Regions from separate parts of the Homo sapiens genome. Here regions 2, 3 and 4 are each linked to region 1. A link is an interaction called in ENCODE POLR2A ChIA-PET data of the cell type or tissue named here. Cell type or tissue: GM12878. All regions are shown on one strand. Region 1 overlaps TMEM209 (transmembrane protein 209). Region 2 overlaps KLHDC10 (kelch domain containing 10). Region 3 has its middle 5.7 kb from the start of KLHDC10. Region 4 has its middle 7.4 kb from the start of ZC3HC1.

Evidence for each region. Peaks named below come from ENCODE experiments on the same cell type or tissue, not always from the same donor. Only the 100,000 strongest peaks of a DNase experiment are listed, where the experiment ranks them.
Region 2: POLR2A ChIA-PET joins it to region 1 with 5 read pairs; 6 of 35 experiments call an interaction of 5 or more read pairs at or near these places.
Region 3: POLR2A ChIA-PET joins it to region 1 with 6 read pairs; 4 of 35 experiments call an interaction of 5 or more read pairs at or near these places.
Region 4: POLR2A ChIA-PET joins it to region 1 with 5 read pairs; 2 of 35 experiments call an interaction of 5 or more read pairs at or near these places.

The regions. Positions count from the first base shown.
Region 1 is chr7:130,181,687-130,184,186 of GRCh38, reverse strand. It overlaps TMEM209 (transmembrane protein 209), which reads left to right. Exons shown (of 15, transcript NM_032842.4): 8 at 1-3; 9 at 2,468-2,500. Among named protein-coding and RNA genes, the nearest start is that of TMEM209, 22 kb to the left of the region's middle. RefSeq lists an enhancer at 1,034-1,153. In GM12878, no CTCF peak of the experiment used is centred here; a DNase peak (open chromatin) is centred at 1,006.
Region 2 is chr7:130,119,959-130,122,458 of GRCh38, reverse strand. KLHDC10 (kelch domain containing 10) reads right to left here. Exons shown (of 10, transcript NM_014997.4): 4 at 1,556-1,710; 5 at 257-405. Among named protein-coding and RNA genes, the nearest start is that of LINC03008, 21 kb to the left of the region's middle. In GM12878, no CTCF peak of the experiment used is centred here; no DNase peak of the experiment used is centred here.
Region 3 is chr7:130,063,626-130,066,125 of GRCh38, reverse strand. No RefSeq gene overlaps it. Among named protein-coding and RNA genes, the nearest start is that of KLHDC10, 5.7 kb to the left of the region's middle. In GM12878, no CTCF peak of the experiment used is centred here; no DNase peak of the experiment used is centred here.
Region 4 is chr7:130,057,553-130,060,052 of GRCh38, reverse strand. No RefSeq gene overlaps it. Among named protein-coding and RNA genes, the nearest start is that of ZC3HC1, 7.4 kb to the right of the region's middle. In GM12878, no CTCF peak of the experiment used is centred here; no DNase peak of the experiment used is centred here.

The DNA.
Region 1 (2,500 bases):
AATGTAAGTTCTGACATTACTCTTTGGACAATATTAGTGCCTCTTAATATGCAAAGCATGTTATTAGAATATCATTTAGAGTTCATTATAAATTAGAATATTAGTTATAAAGGTACAGTATGAATGGTACATATATAAGGATAAACATGACTGTTACTATATGGTATTTATTTTCATGAGATTTTTTTCTTCCTCCATATTTAGTGAATTGTTATGTTTTGAGAAGATAAAGGAATAATATGTTTAGTTATTGAGATCCTCCCTTTTCAGTTCTCAGTTTTATTTTCCAAAGAGCTTTTCTATTGGAGCCTTTTATTTACCTAGAATTGTGAGGGGAAACAAAAATGAGGTCCTTGCCCTCAGAAAACTTAAAGAGTTAGAGAGATAAGACAACATATGCTTGAAGCTATTTCAAAGTAGATTATGATTTCTGTTTTTCTAGAGAAGAACCCTCTAATCTTGGGCCAACTTTTCCATATACAGAGTGAGTGAGTTCCCTATTTCCAACTCCACGTCTTCCTCCCACCTTCTCTAGTACCTGTGTGTTCTGGGTTCTGTTAGGCATATGGACTTCCCCTTCCACTATACGGAGCTCCACTTAGCTCTGAAGGGGCTACTACTTCTGTTGTTTCATCCTTCAACATTCATCCATCCACTCTGCATCTTCTAGAACTATTTTGAAATCACTTGTGCTCATTTTTTATCCTTTTACTCTTATTTAAATAGGGCATCAAAATAGAGGGGCAAAAAATGGTAGCCTACTTTATTGAAACAGAAACCTGGATGGCATTTTATGGATAATTCCTGAACCCAATCCTAGACTTACTCAATTAGAATTTATAAGGGTGGGGCCTAGACCTCTCTCTGGGACACGTTAGGTAATTTTGTTACAGCCAAAGAGTACAGCTGTACTCTTTTGTACCATTTGTCACAGCTGGCAAATTAAGATGCATGTAGTAAATGTTGGAAGGATGAATGAGTCAAATCATCTCCTGAAACTGGAGTTTGTTGTAGTTTCTGTTATAGGCTAGTCTAAAAATGCTAACATGTTTAAAATATGAAGTCTTAGTCAGACAGAGTATTAGCTACTTAGAAGAAATACAAATACATTTCCTCATCTGAAGTCCCTAGGTGACCATGTGCTATAAAATTTAGAGTTTTTGGATTTTTTTAAGCAATACATGTATACCTGTACCGTATAATTTATAACACCAGAGTCTAGTTAACACTCAGTAATCAACCACATTAATACTTCTGCAGAAAAACATATGAATAGTCACACTCAGTGGGATAAAGCCTATAAATAGCTTCATGTGAATTCAGTTCAAGTCTTGCCAGTATATCAAAATTTGCTTCCTTACATGGATTACAAGAAATCTTTTAAGTTCCCAGAAGGTTTTTGTTTCAGTTGTTTATAATATTGTATTTCATTGGAAACATTTTTTCATCCTTTTATTTTATGGATAAACAAAAGCATGGAAACAGAAGTGGTAATTGAAGTTGCTACAAACACATACACAAAATAATAACACACAAACCAGATGGGATGTATCCTTAGTCTTTTCACATCCCAGCATTAGTTTTATATTAGCCATGGAAAAGGCATTTGAAAGTCCCAGTCCTAAAGTAATATTGTAATATTCAAAAGCCAGTTTCAAATGTAATAAGTCTCTGTTTTTCCACATGGTTAGGGAATTGGGTGAGCCTGCTGAGAGTTAGGCAGTTATGTTAGTTTGAAAAACTATCTTACTGATTGCAAACCAATATAAACACTACATTAATAAATGTGTGAATAGTTACCCTACAAATGTAAACTGAAGATTATCCTTTTAGCTAAACATAATAATCAGAAAATTTTAAGAAAAATTTAACATATAGCTAAAAGTTTTATATTTTTTTTTCAGGAAAAAAAATAAAAACATGTTATTTAAGAATGTAATTTAGTTGCCAGGCGCAGTGGCTCACGCCTGTAATCTCAGCACTTTGGGAGGCTGAGGCAGGCGGATCACCTGAGGTCAGGAGTTCAAGACCAGCCTGGCCAACATGGTGAAACCCCGTCTCTACTAAAAATACAAAAAATTAACTGGGCGTGGTGGCAGGTGCCTGTAATCCCAGCTACTCAGGAGGCTGAGGCAGGAGAATCCTTTGAACTTGGGAAGTGGAGGTTGCAGTGAGCTGAGATTGCGCCATTGCACTCCAGCCTGGGCAACAAGAGCGAAACTCCATCTCGAAAAAAAAAAAGGAATGTAAGTTAGTTAATTTACACTCCAGTGGCATATTTATTTAACCATCTCTTGATTTCGGGTAGCTATTACTTTCATTCTCTTTCACTATACTTTATGATTCTTTTAATATTCAACTATAAGATAGTAAAAAAAATTCTTAGAGTTGCTTGTAAAAAAGAAAGTAATTATTTGACAGCTACTTGGGAATTATGTATCCAAAATCTGTACCTTATTTCTTCTAGTGGATCAATGAGACAATATTAGTGCCACTTGTT
Region 2 (2,500 bases), 62 kb after region 1:
CTAATGCAGAGAGACTAAAGTATAAGAGGAAATGACATGGAAAAAAATTCTGTAGTTTAGAAGGAAATATTATTTCCTCACCAGAAGAACTTTTTTTACTATAGACCTTTCTTTACTATTTACCTGAGATCTAACATCCAACAGCCAGTTAGTTATTCTAACTGGGGCCAAAGGGTTTTCTTCATATTGCCAACACTCTGAAAGAGGTCAAATGTTAGCACGAAAGAATAAATATGCTTGAATCCTAGAACCTCACCTCTCTTCTGGTAGATCACAGGATAGGTTGTTTGGTTTCAGTTGTGTCCACTCTCTGGTATTGAGATCTAACTTGTGCAGGTCTGTGCTGTAAATATAGCCGGTTGTACCTCCAAAGACATAAAGGGAGCCATTGATGATGGCCATAGCCTGGATAACAAGGAAAGGTGAATAAGACCGACTTGTTAACACTTGATTAAAGAATGTAAACTTACCAGATACCTCCAAATCAGGTTTTATGAAATTCTCTTGTATTTTAATCTTTTAATGTATCAGACTCTTAAAAGAATAAAGATTTTAGAGAACCCAGAGATTATTTTAAGAACCTGGAAAACACCTTTAGAAAGGTGAAGCTTTACTCAACTGGAAAGGAAGTCCTACCTCCCAAGATGATTCTTAAGGGTCCTGGCTGATCAAATAATTTCTAGCCCATGGGCATAAGCATTTCCATTGAAAGCTGCTTCTCTTTATAAGCAGTCTGAAGAAAAATGCTCTCAAGAAGCAGCAGATATGAAAATAAGCCACCACAATCTGCTAAGTAGAAACCCTAGTTAGCAGTTCAAGGAACCTGATGTTTTCCACTGGACCCTTTTCAATGAAAGTTTCAGCTATTGTTATGGCCACTTCTTAAGTTTAAATGCCTCCTGTGGAAGCAACAAAGTTATCCAGTATGTGCTCCTTTGAAGTTAAGCTCAGAAGCTGTTTATCAGTACTAATGCCAGCGAGTCAAGAAAGAAGTCAAAGCTTGGTTGTTTTAAGCTTAAACTCTCAAAGAGTCTCTGATGTATGGTGGGTTGCTCCCTATCTTTCTGGATATAACTTTTCAGACCTAAGGTTTGAAGCGCTGGAACCTAAACTAATCTCTACATAATGTATGTTTTAGCTCAGATCCATGTAAAAGTTTCTTCACCAAGTGCTTTCTCATCTACTCAAGAATCACTCTAAAAATGACCAGGACCCAGACCATAGTGAAGCCCAATCTCTCACGGGGGGTGAGGGTAGAGGTGGAGGTGGGGTTCTAACATTTAAAGGAACTTCCATACAGGTCTACATCCTGACCTAAATTGAATTAGAAACAGAAAGTGAAAAAAAAAGAAAAGAAAGGAAGAGAAAAGAAAAGAACACAGCAAGTAACCAGATTTGCAAATTATAATTTCATATCAGAACTAAAAAATCAAGTACTAACCACAAAGAACTCTTCTCCATTAAAATAAAATGGTAACAATTACAAATATTCTAACACCATCCCCAGACTAGAAAAATATGAACAAATACACCATGACTGGCCACAGATTGGTACCTGTCCATATATACGACTGGGTTTCTTCCCCCGACAGCTGAGCAAAGCCCATCTCTTATACTTCACATTACACACATGGACGTCATTGCCGTTGCTCTCTCCAAATGGGATGCCCGTACCTCCAAATACTAACAGGTTGTTTCCATGCAGCACAACTGAGGAAGGAGAAGCACAAGTTCTGTTCACAAATGGCTACCTGCAATTTGTTCCCACATAAACCCAGAATATCTGAGAAGCTACACATATCTGCTTTAATGATCTCATAAGATAGCTCAAACCACTGACATCTAACTAGTAGCTGAGCGTGCCAAATCTGAAAATCTGAAGTCTAATTCAAAATCCGAATTAGACTTTTTGCGCACCAACAATGATGCTTAAAGGAAATGCTCACTGGAACATGTTGGATTTCAAAGTTTTGGATTTGGTATGCTAAGTACAATGCAAATATTCAAAAAAAAATTTTGAAATGTGAAACACTTCTGGTCCCAAGCATTTCAGATAAGGGATACATAGCCTATACTACAAAGTTCTGCAGAAAAAGATCTAATTCCACTATATGGGCTCTATCACATAGTTCATTGCTAGGCATATATGACGTATTCAATACATATTTATGGAATTCACTAAATACTGTGTATAATAATATTGAGTTCCATGAACTACAGTCTACCCAGTATACCACTGCTGCTGAAGACAGTTCAAGCATGCAGCAAAGCAGAGAAAAATGAAGTATCATCTTTGCGTTAGCAAAGACCCAAGGGGACTCAGAATAAAGGGACTAAAGGGACATTCTGTTTTTGCCAGGAGAATGATTTCTAAATTTACAATTATGGTTTCTGTCATTTTAATCCTCTACCAGATTAAAACAAAACACACCAATATCCTGCAGGTAACTTTGGTGTTCTTCCTCCTGTAGCTCTTTTGTTCCTGCCACCACACACACAA
Region 3 (2,500 bases), 120 kb after region 1:
TTATAAAATATGTCTTAGAGAGCTCTATACATTATTTTTTGTGGGTTTTATTTTGGTTTGGTTTTTATTTGTTTTTTGAGACAAGGTTTCATCTGTCACCCAGGCTGGAGTGCGTGATGCAATCTTGGCTTACTGCAGCCTTGACCTCCTGGGCTCAAGCCATCCTCTCACTTCAACCTCCCAAGTAGCTGGTCACAGGCATGCATGACCATGCCCGGCCAATTTTGTTTATTTTTAACAGAGATGGCGTTTCACTGTTTCTTTTTTCTTTCTTTCTTTCTTTTTTTTTTTTTTGACTCTCTGCATTGCCCAGGCTGGGGTGCAGTGGCACGATCTTGGCTCACTGCAACCTCCACCTCCCAGGTTTAAGTAATTCTTCTGCCTCAGCTTCCCAAGTACCTGGGATTACAGGTGTGTACCACCACACCTGGCTAACCTTTTTTGTACTTTTAGTAGAGACAAGGTTTCACCATGTTGGCCAGGCTGGTCTCAAACTTCTGACTTCAAGGGATCCGCCCACCTCAGTCTCCCAAAGTGCTGGGATTAAAGAGGTGAGCCACTACATCTGGCGTACATTGTTATTCCTTTTTTTTGAAGCCTACAACCAGGGCCAGGCTCAGTGGCTCACGCCTGTCATCCTAGCACTTTGGAAGGACAAGGCAGGTGGATCACCTGAGGCCAGGAGTTTGAAAGCAGCCTGGCCAACATGGTGAGACCCTCTCTCTACTAAAAGTAAAAAAAGAAGTTAGCCGGGTATGGTGGTACACGCCTGTAATCCCAAATCCCAGCTACTCGGGAGGCTGAGGCAGGAGAATCACTTGAACCCAGGAGGCAGAGGTTGCAGTGAGCCGAGATCACACCATTGCACTCCAGCCTGGGTGACAAAGCAAGACTCTATCTCAGATAAATAAATAAATAAATTTTTAAAGTAAATAAATAAATAAAATCTGCAACCATTCTTTTTTCACCATTGGTGAAAACAATTAGCAAAGATCTCTCCAAAAAAAAAATGAGGCCAGGCGCAGTGGCTCACACCTGTAATCCCAACACTTTGGGAGGCCGAGGTGGGTTGATCATGAGGTCAGGAGTTCAAGACTAGCCTGGCCAAGATGGCGAAACCCCGTCTCTACTAAAAATAGAAAAATTAGCCAGGTGCAGTGGCTGACACCTGTAATTCTAGCTACTCGGGAGGCTGAGGCAGGAGAATCACTTGAACCGGGGGGGCAGAGGTTGCAGCGAGCTGAGATAGTGCCACTGCACTCCAGCCTGGGCAACACAGTGAGACTCCGTCTCAAGAAAAAAAAAAAAAAAAAGACTGCTAAGCCCCAAATCAGCACACTGGAAGTTTAAAATGTAAGTTTAAGGCCAGGTGCAGTGGCTCATGTCTATAATCCCAGTCCTTTGGGAGGCTGAGGTAGGAGGATCACTTGAGCCCAGTTCAAGACCAGCCTGGGCAATATAGTGAGACCCCCGTTTCTTTCTTTTTTTTTTTTTTTTTTCTGAGATGGAGTTTCACTCCGTCCAGGCTGGAGTGCATGGCGCAATCTCACTCACTGCAACCTCTGCCCTCAGAGACGGGGTTTCACCATCTTGGCCAGGCTGGTTTTGAACTCCTGACCTCGCAATCCACCCGCCTCGGCCTCCCAAAGTGCTGGGATTACAGGCATGAGCCACTGTGCCCAGCTGTGAGACCCCCGTTTCTACAAAAAAAAATGCAAATTAGCCAGGCATGGTAGCCCATGCCTATAGTCCCAGCTACATGGGAGGAGGAGGTAGGAGGATCCCTGAGCCCAGGAGCTCCAGGCTGCAGTGAGCTATGATCTCATGGCTGCACTCCAGCCTGGGTGACAGAGCAAGACCTTGTCTCAAAAATCAATAAAGTTTTTTAAAAAACAGAAAAAATCAAACAAAAGATGTTAAAATCATTCAGAGTCCAAATAAATAAAAGCAAAGTTGAAGTTGTCTTCAGCATATGAACGATCTTTCCTTTCAAAAAAAATTAAGGGTAGGCTTGGGATTTCTCTAAACAGGAAAGATAATTCGTCAAGATCTGAGTGAATCTGAGGATATACTTGTACAGTAGGTTCAGAAAGTTTGACAGGTTGGGGCAGCCCATGCCTGCAATCCCAGCACTTTAGGAGGCAAAAGTGGGTGTGTTGTTTGAAGCCAGGAGTTTGAGACCAGCCTACACAACAGGTGAAACCCTATCACTGCAAAAAAAAAAATACAAAAATTAGCTGGGCATGGTGGTGCCCGCCTGTGGTCCCAGACGCTGCTCTGGAGGCTGAGATAGAAGGGTCACCTAAGCTGGAGCAGTTGAGACTGTAGTGAGCTGTGTTCATGCCACTGCACTCCAGGCTTGGCGACAGAGTGCAGTGTCTCAAAAAAAAAAAAAAAAAAGAAGAAGAAGAAGAAGAAGAAAAGGGACCGGGCATGGTGGCTCACACCTGTAATCTCAGCACTTTGGGAGGCCAAGGCGGGTGGATCATTTGAAGTCAGG
Region 4 (2,500 bases), 120 kb after region 1:
AGTGAGCTGAGATCCCGCCACTGCACTCTAGCCTGGTGACAGACAGAGTGAGACTCCGCCTCAAAACAAAACAAAACAAAACAAAACACCATACATACAATAAAGACAGTCTGACAGCTGGAGCAATCGGCAGAACTGTCTACTTCCCCAGGATAAACAAAATGGATAAGCAGCTCCTGAGAGGGAGATTAGCATGCAGGAGGTTTTTGGGGAGGATTCTTGGGGTCAAAAGGACGGGAAGGAAGCTGATCTGGGCAGGGGGAGGAGCTGGGCTATGATGCAGTCTCAAGGGAGACCCTCCAGGAAACCCTGAGGCTGGATGGCCCTTTAGCATTGTCCTGAGTTGGGACACGGAGCTGGGCCTTTTATAACTGTCTGGATTAGTTACTGGATGCCCTGAGGAAGGGAGTGGAGGTGACCTCAGGAGAAAGGGCTTCCTTCAATGAAGTAGCTATCAAAGGAGATGACAGCCAAGGACAGTAGGGCTTCCTGCTGCTGGTATGCCCAGCGGCTGGGGAGATTAGTTCTTCCTTCCTGAAAGAAGGTGAGGTAATGGTCACTAAAATGCTTAGGAAGAAAACTAGCACTTACCAAGAACCTACTACGTATCAAACATTTTCATATACATTCTTTCATTTAATCTCATATCCAGAAGTTATTTGACCCCAAGGCCACATGGCTAGTGATGGAAGCAGAATAAGAGACCATCTCTCTCTCCAAAACTCTTTTCTTCACATCACACTGGGCAAGTGACTATCTGAAACTTGGAAATTTTCCAAGTGTTTATTGATTCCTGTCTTAAAATTGACATCTTCTGGCTGGGCATGGTGGCTGACACCTGTAATCCCAGCACTCTGGGAGGCCAAGGCGGGCAGATCATGAGGTCTAATGATCGAGACCATCCTGGCCAACATGGTGAAACCCCGTCTCTACTAAAAATACAAAAATTAGCTGGGCGTGGTGGCATGCACCTGTAGTCCCAGCTACTCGGGAGGCTGAGGCAGGAGAATCACTTGAACCCGGGAGGCAGAGGTTGCAGTGAGCCGAGATCGCACCACTGCACTCCGGCCTGGCAACGGAGCAAGGACTCTCTCTCAAAAAAAAAAATTGACATATTCGGAACATCTACTATATGCCAGATGCTGGAGTATTAAGGGGAAAAAAACTGAAATATCACACACACACACACACACACACACACACACACACTATATATATATATATATATATACATTATACATAATAGATATAAATAAATAAATATCTATTACATCAATATACATATAGTTGTCGCTGTATATCCTCAGGGGATTAGTTCAGGACTCCTCTTCAATACCAACATCTACAGATGCTCAAGTCCATTACATAAAATTTGCATATAACCTATACACATACTTCCATATGTGTATCAGTTAAGTCATCTCTAGATTATTTATAATACCTGATACAATGTAAATGCTATATAAATAGTTGTTATACTGTATTGTTAAAAGAACAACAAGGAAAAAAGCCGGTACATGTTCAATACTGATGTAACCATCCATTAAAAAAATATTTTCAAGGCTGGGTGCAGTGCCTCACGCCTGTAATACCAGCACTTTGGGAGGCCGAGGCAGGCATCTCAAAAATATATATACATATATATTTTTTCTAGGCTAGGCTTGGTGGCTCATGCCTGTAATTCCAGCACTTTGGGAGGCCAAGGTGGGCGGATCATCTGAGGTCAGGAGCTCAAGACTAGTCTGGTAAACATGGCGAAACCCTGCCTCTACTGAAAAATACAAAAATTAAACGGGAGTGGTGGCAGGCACCTGTAATCCCAGCTACTTGGGAGGTTGAGGCAGGACAATCACTTGAACCCAGAAGGTGGAGGTTGCAGTGAGCTGAGATTGCCCCATTGCACTCCAGCTAGGGCAACAAAGCGAGACTCTGTCTCAAAATAAATAAATAAATTATATATATATATTTATAATATATAAATATATATTTAAATATATTAATATATTTTTAATATATTAATATATTTATATATAAATATGTATTTAAATATAAATATATATTTAAATATATAAATATATATTATATATTATAAATATATATATTTATAATATAAATATATATATTATAAATATATATATTTATAAATATAAATATATATATTATAAATATATAATATATATTTATAATATATAATATATAAAATATATTTATATATTATATATGTTTATATATTATAAATTATATATTAATATATTTATATATTATAAATTATATATTAATATATTTATATATTATAAATTATATATTAATATATTTATATATTATAAATTATATATTAATATATTTATATATTATAAATTATATATTAATATATTTATATATTATAAATTATATATTAATATATTTATATATTATATATAATTATATATAATAAATATTATATATAATTATATATTAATATATAATATTATATATAATTATATAATATTATATATAATAT